Regions from separate parts of the Homo sapiens genome. Here region 2 is linked to region 1. Evidence: read pairs that join two places in POLR2A ChIA-PET (ENCODE). Cell type or tissue: K562. All regions are shown on one strand. Each heading gives the region's core, and the rest is flanking DNA. Links, peaks and the distances in the headings are about the cores only. Region 1 overlaps SLC9A3 (solute carrier family 9 member A3). Region 2 holds the start of LOC124900929 (a long non-coding RNA gene).

The links. ChIA-PET counts read pairs that join two places held together with the same protein. Peaks named below come from ENCODE experiments on the same cell type or tissue, not always from the same donor. Only the 100,000 strongest peaks of a DNase experiment are listed, where the experiment ranks them.
Region 2: POLR2A ChIA-PET joins it to region 1 with 10 read pairs; 1 of 35 experiments calls an interaction of 5 or more read pairs at or near these places.

Annotation. Positions count from the first base shown.
Region 1 is chr5:491,720-494,616 of GRCh38, reverse strand. It overlaps SLC9A3 (solute carrier family 9 member A3), which reads left to right. Exons shown (of 17, transcript NM_004174.4): 2 at 2,546-2,848. Among named protein-coding and RNA genes, the nearest start is that of SLC9A3-AS1, 20 kb to the right of the region's middle. In K562, for the core only: no CTCF peak of the experiment used is centred there; a DNase peak (open chromatin) is centred at 1,245; H3K27me3 peaks cover 1,939 bases.
Region 2 is chr5:194,605-197,501 of GRCh38, reverse strand. LRRC14B (leucine rich repeat containing 14B) reads right to left here. Exons shown (of 2, transcript NM_001080478.3): 2 at 1,168-2,794. The coding sequence ends at 2,149. CCDC127 (coiled-coil domain containing 127) reads left to right here. Exons shown (of 3, transcript NM_145265.3): 3 at 1-634. LOC124900929 (a long non-coding RNA gene) reads left to right here and starts at 2,775. Exons shown (of 2, transcript XR_007058670.1): 1 at 2,775-2,897. In K562, for the core only: a CTCF peak has its summit at 1,631 (motif pointing left); a DNase peak (open chromatin) is centred at 1,621; H3K27me3 peaks cover 687 bases.

The DNA.
Region 1 (2,897 bases), core at 249-2,748:
AGGAAGGAAGTGGTAAACTCCACTTCTCTCTGGACATTATTAAAAAAATCAGGAGGCTGCAGAGGTGGGAACACCTGCCCCAGGCCTTCCTGCACCATAGGGACCCCCAGCAGGACTCCCAAAGGCCTCGGAGCCCTTAGTGTGCAGACTCCCATGCCAGCCTAGAACCTGCTGAGTCCCGGCTGTGGAGGGGGTCCCAGGCTGCCCTGAGCAGAGGCCACAGCCTTCCCCTCGCAGGCCCGGAAGGCCACCCATGTCTCTTCCCAAAGCTCTGCGAGGCCAGGTCTGTCCCTGGCCACCACAGGGACCAGGCCGTGGAGCCCAGAGAAGAGGGGCCCCTGTTTTCCTGCTGGGCTGCCAGCCCCGTGAGCCCAGATCTGGGGAGGGCGCTGCTGAGGACGGGGCTGTCGGGGCACGCGTTAGGGTCCCAGGACTTCTCACGTGCATCACAGCCACTCCCAGCTGGGGAGCACCTTCTAGAGAAGGGAGAGCTGTGGGGAGAGAGCAAGGTCAACCCTACGGATGCTCTCCTGCTGAAAGCTGGAGCAGACGGGACCCTGCAGGCCAGCTCTGAGCGGGGCCCCGAGGACTCCAGGGAGCTCACCCTCCGTGTTCCCCAGGGACAGCCTCCCTCCCTCATTCCAGGCCAGGCCCTCCCTCATTGCAGGCCATGCCCTCCCCTGGTTTGGTTATCACTGTCGCGTGGTTCCAGCCTCCCCGGGCCAACCCCCGCTGCCCTGCCTGACAGGTGTGGAGCTCAGATCTGTGCAGGATGTGCAGCCCGGAGTGGGGGAGCCGTCGGGGGGCTCAGAGAGCCTGTGGGGCACATGGTGGGGACGGGGCCCACAGCAGGACCTCCCATCCTGAAAGCAGGAGCCTCTGAACCCCGATCCCTCCCGGGGCTGGTGTTTTGGAATCTGGAGCAGCAGGCAGAGCCGCTGTCCTGGGGACAGGGTCGGGAGACCGCAGTGCAGTGCTGGTGGCCGGGCAGGTGCGGAGCTTGTGCCTGCCACCCTCCCTAGAGGGGCCCATGCCACCCGTGGTATTTGGTGTAAGACCATCCTCGGGGAAGGAACGGCAAATCCAGAACAGCACCTCCCTCCTCTGGGCCAGCACCCGGCCCTGCAAGAGCTCCGTAATTACAAGGGAGAAAACAGGCAGGGAGGGCCGAGCTCGTCAGGGCCACGCAGTCGGGAAGGGTGGGACGTGGCCACTGCCTCCACCGCCCCTCCAGCTGTGCTGACACATTCTTCGGGGGCGGGTGGTGTGGAGGGAGCCTCCCCGCTCCCGCTGCTCTGTGCTTAAATGGGGTCTTGGCCATCTCAGGAGACAACTTTCCTTTGAATTTCAAAGAAGACTTAATAACCAGCAGCTGAGGGAATGAAGAAGCTCATTATCCCTTACATCACCGAAGCCGGAGGACGCACCTCATTTGTCAGGCTTCCCGCTATTTTGAAATCAGGCCGAGCGCAGGAATTCTCATCACCTTTTTTTTTTTTTCTGAGTCCAACTAAAACACAGGAGACATGGCCCAGATAGGTTGGTGCCTGCACCCCCACCCACAGGGCCGGGCAGAGCCTCTGAGGTCCTGGCAGGGGCGATGGTGCTGGGGGACGGGGTGAAGCTCCACGGGGGGTCCCCAGGACCTGCTGTCCACCCTTAAGCTCACCCGTGCGGAGTGGAGTGGCGGGACCCAGAGACTCTTCCTAGAACACCCCACCCAGGGGCCGTGATCCCAGGAGAGGGGCACGAGGAGAGGGGGCCACAGCCTCCATGGGGCCCCTCCGGAGGGGTCTGAAACACAGCCAGCCTCAAGTGGGAGCAGGCTCTGGCCACAACGTCAGGGACAGGGTGAGCTCAGACCTTGGTCACCAAGGCAAAAGGCACAGAGCGAGTTGGGGGTCCGGGGGACCAGAACCAGCCGGGCGGTGGGGCGGCAGGTCAGAGGCCCCCCCCCGACCACCGTCCATCCAGCACGGGCCTCCACCCCATAGCACCGGCTCCCTCCTCCAACTGACTCCCTTCTGGGGGCTCCAGCAGCTGCCCCTGCACTCTCCTCGTTCCCAGCCCTCTTGGGCTCCCTGAAAAGTCGGGGGAGGTCTTAGATGCCTGCAGCTCTGAGCCCTGTGGGACCTGATCACCTGGACCTCCCTCCCCTCCCCCGAGGGCTCTGCCCTGACCTCCCTCCCCTCCCCCGCAGGTCCCACCCCGACCTCCCTCCCCTCCCCTGTGGGTTCCCCCCTACCTCCCTCCCCTCCCCCATGGGCTCCCCCCACCTACCTGCCCTCTCCCAAGGCCCCACCCTGACCTCCCTCCTCTGCCGCACGGGTCCCACCCCGACCTCCCTCCCCTCCCCTGTGAGTCCCCACACCTTCCTCCCTTCCTCCACGAGTCCCCGCTGACCTCCCTCCCCAACAGGCCCTGCCCCGACATCCCTCCCCTCCCCCACGAGTCCCCACACCTCCCTCCCCTCCCTCACAGCCCGGCCCTGACCTCCCTCCCCTCCCTCACAGCCCGGCCCTGACCTCCCTCCCTTCCCCCACAGGGTTCCACCTGTCCCACAAGGTCACCAGCGTGGTTCCCGAGAGCGCCCTGCTCATCGTGCTGGGCCTGGTGCTGGGCGGCATCGTCTGGGCGGCCGACCACATCGCGTCCTTCACACTGACGCCCACCGTCTTCTTCTTCTACCTGCTGCCCCCCATCGTGCTGGACGCCGGCTACTTCATGCCCAACCGCCTCTTCTTCGGCAACCTGGGGACCATCCTGTTGTACGCCGTCGTGGGTACCGTGTGGAACGCGGCCACCACCGGGCTGTCCCTCTACGGCGTCTTCCTCAGTGGGCTCATGGGTGAGTCTGCGCCACTGTTGCCCCGGCCGGGATCAGGGTGGGGTCCGGG
Region 2 (2,897 bases), core at 398-2,897, 300 kb after region 1:
ATAAACCAGAGGCACAATGCACTGCGGAAAGCCGCAGGGACCTCTGCCCTTGAAAGCCGGGTATTGTCCACGGTTTCTCCCCATGTGATAGTCTGAAATATGGCCTCGTGGAATGAGAAAGACCTGACCGTCCCCCAGCCCGACACCCGTAAAGGGTCTGTGCTGACATGGGTTAGTAAAAGACGAAAGCCTCTTGCAGTTGAGAGAGAGAAGTCCACTGTCTCCTGCTCGCCGCTGGGAACTGAATGTCGCGGTGTAAAACCCGATTGTACATTTGTTCAACTCTGAGACAGGAGAAAAGCCGCCTTGTGGCGGGAGGCGAGACATGTTTGCGGCAATGCTGCCTTGTTATTCTTTACTCTGCTGAGATGTTTGGGTGGAGAGAAACATAAATCTGGCCTACGTGCACGTCCAGGCATAGTACCTTCCCTTGAACTTAATTACGACATAGATTCTTTTGCTCACACGTTTTTGCTGACCTCCTCCTTATTATCACCCTGCTCTCCTACTACATTCCTTTTTGCTGAAATAATGAAAATAATAATAAAAACTGAGGGAACTCAGAGGCCGGTGCCAGTGCAGGTCCTTGGTATGCTGAGCGCCGGTCCCCTGGGCCCACTGTTGTTTCTCTATACTTTGTGTCTTACTTCTTTTCTCAGTCTCTCGTCCCACCCAACTAGAAATACCCACAGGTGTGGAGGGGCAGGCCACCCCTTCACAGCGGGGGTGGGGACACACCTGGAGTGGGGTGACATGGGGGCCCCTGGGGTGGGGACACACCTGGAGTGGGGTGACATGGGGGCCCCTGGGGTGGGGACACACTCGGGGGGGGGTGACACAGGGGCCATTGGGGTGAGGACACACTCCGGGAGGGGGTGACACAGGGCAGCAGGGGTGGGGGCACACCTGGGGAGGGGGTGACACGGGGCCCCCTGGGGTGGGGACACACTCGGGGTGACATGGGGGCCCCCGGGTTGGGGACACACTCGGGGAGGGGGTGACACCTGAGGAGGGGATGACATGGGGCCCCTGGGGTGGGGACACACCCGTGGTGGGCGCTGTCATGAGGTGTGACTTTTGAGCGGAGCCATGGACACACAGTGACTCAGATCCCTGGTTTTGGGTCTGAGAACGACTTAACCACACCAAGCACTGACCTGTCTGAACTGCACTGAAAGACGCATTTTATTTGCATTTAGTTATTCTAGTGCTCAGCCATTTCTTTGCACAAAGTCACTCTTGGTGGACACCAAGTCCAAATGTGTCTTAGGTGGTTGTCAGCTCCTCCAGGGGCTGGTCAAGTGCTAGACCTTCAATTAAACACCCGGAATAGCTCCCGTCAGTCTAAGCCTCAAGCCCCGCAGGACACAGTGAATGTTGGTGAGAAACAGTGGCGCGGTCGGGCAAAGGCCTCCCCGCAGCGCTGACCGCCCTGGTCCAGGCGGCTCTTCAGCGGACGCCTGTGCTCACCCACTCGGATGCCCCTCACGGTTCTGGGGGCTACACAAAGTGAGAAGAAAAGCCACCACTAACAGCAACCAGAAGCCCCGCGTTCCCTGCAGGCCCACCTCATCCCGTAAGCGGCAGGTCCAGACAGCGGGTTGTGACCAGCAGTGGGTGGGAGCCTCCTGCTGGAGGAAGCAGGGTCCGGTTTGCTGTTCATTTTTCGCCTCTTTTTCTCGGTTGTTTTTCATGGGCTGCTTATTTTGTGCAGTTTCTGTGATGTGTTCTCTCTTCCCCTCCCCCTCCCTGCTGTGGAGCCCAGTCACATCTGCCCCCTGAAGCTTCATCTTGCGCCCAGTGCCCAGATGCGCTGAGGCCAGGTCGGCCACTCCTCACACCTCCCGGGCTTCTCTGCTCTTTGCCATGTGGCGTCTGCCCCCGCTGACCCTGTCACTGTCTCTTGGTGGCTTCCCCCGCCTCCAGAACCTTGCCGTGCTGCCACTAAAGGGCACCGCATGGCACCTCTCCTGGAAGGCTTCCTCTTCTACAACGCTTAACAGGCTCGCCTACAATTTTCACTAAGAACTGCTTTTGGTGGTGGTGGTGGTGGGGATGAATGCCGGGCCCAAGCCTCAGATCCAGGACTAAAGCCCGGGGCACCTGCAGGCTGAAATGCAAGACCTGTCACTGGTGCGAGTGGAGGAACTACTCTATTTGTTTGAGTGCTCTGGAGAAGTTTTCTAGAGCAGTTTTGAAAGCTTGCAGCAAGAAAGCACCAAGCTCATTGCTTGTTTCTTGAATGTCTGGGTCAAAACTTCCAAAGAGAGGTGTGGAGACTTGGATGTCCTCTCGGTCAGCCCGCAGCAGCACGGCACGCAGCTCCTCGGCGATCTCGTCGTATTTCTGCTGGTTGAACTTGGACATGGCCAGCTCGTCCTGTGGGTAGGCGGCACCCTCGGGGTAGCAGTCCTTGGGCACCGGGAACTCAATGCAGCGCAGCTCGGGGAGCTCACAGAGTGCGGTGAAGAGGCGCCGGAGGGCGCGGGCCGACAGCGGGTTCCCGAGGAACTTGAGCTGGCGCAGCCGGTGGCAGGGGCTCAGGCCCAGGATCAGCATGCCAACGTGGCTGTCTACGATGCCACACTCCTCCAGTGTCAGGATCCTCAGCGTCCGGGAAGCCTGGCTGAGCAGCCTGAAGAAGGTCGAGGGGTACAGGCTGACCAGGTTGTGTCCACTGAGGTCCAGCACCTCCAGGTGGGCAGCGTGGGCACAGTCTGCCAAGAAGGCCATGTCCGTGTGGTTCAGGGCACAGTTGGCCAGGTCCAGTACTCGCAGCGGGGTCTGTAGGGGGCTGCAGGACACGGGGGAAAGAGCACAGGTGAGAGGAGGGTCCCAGGAAGGAGCCGAGGGCTCAGGCGAATGGGAACAACCCATTTGTCCATCATGGGGTCAAC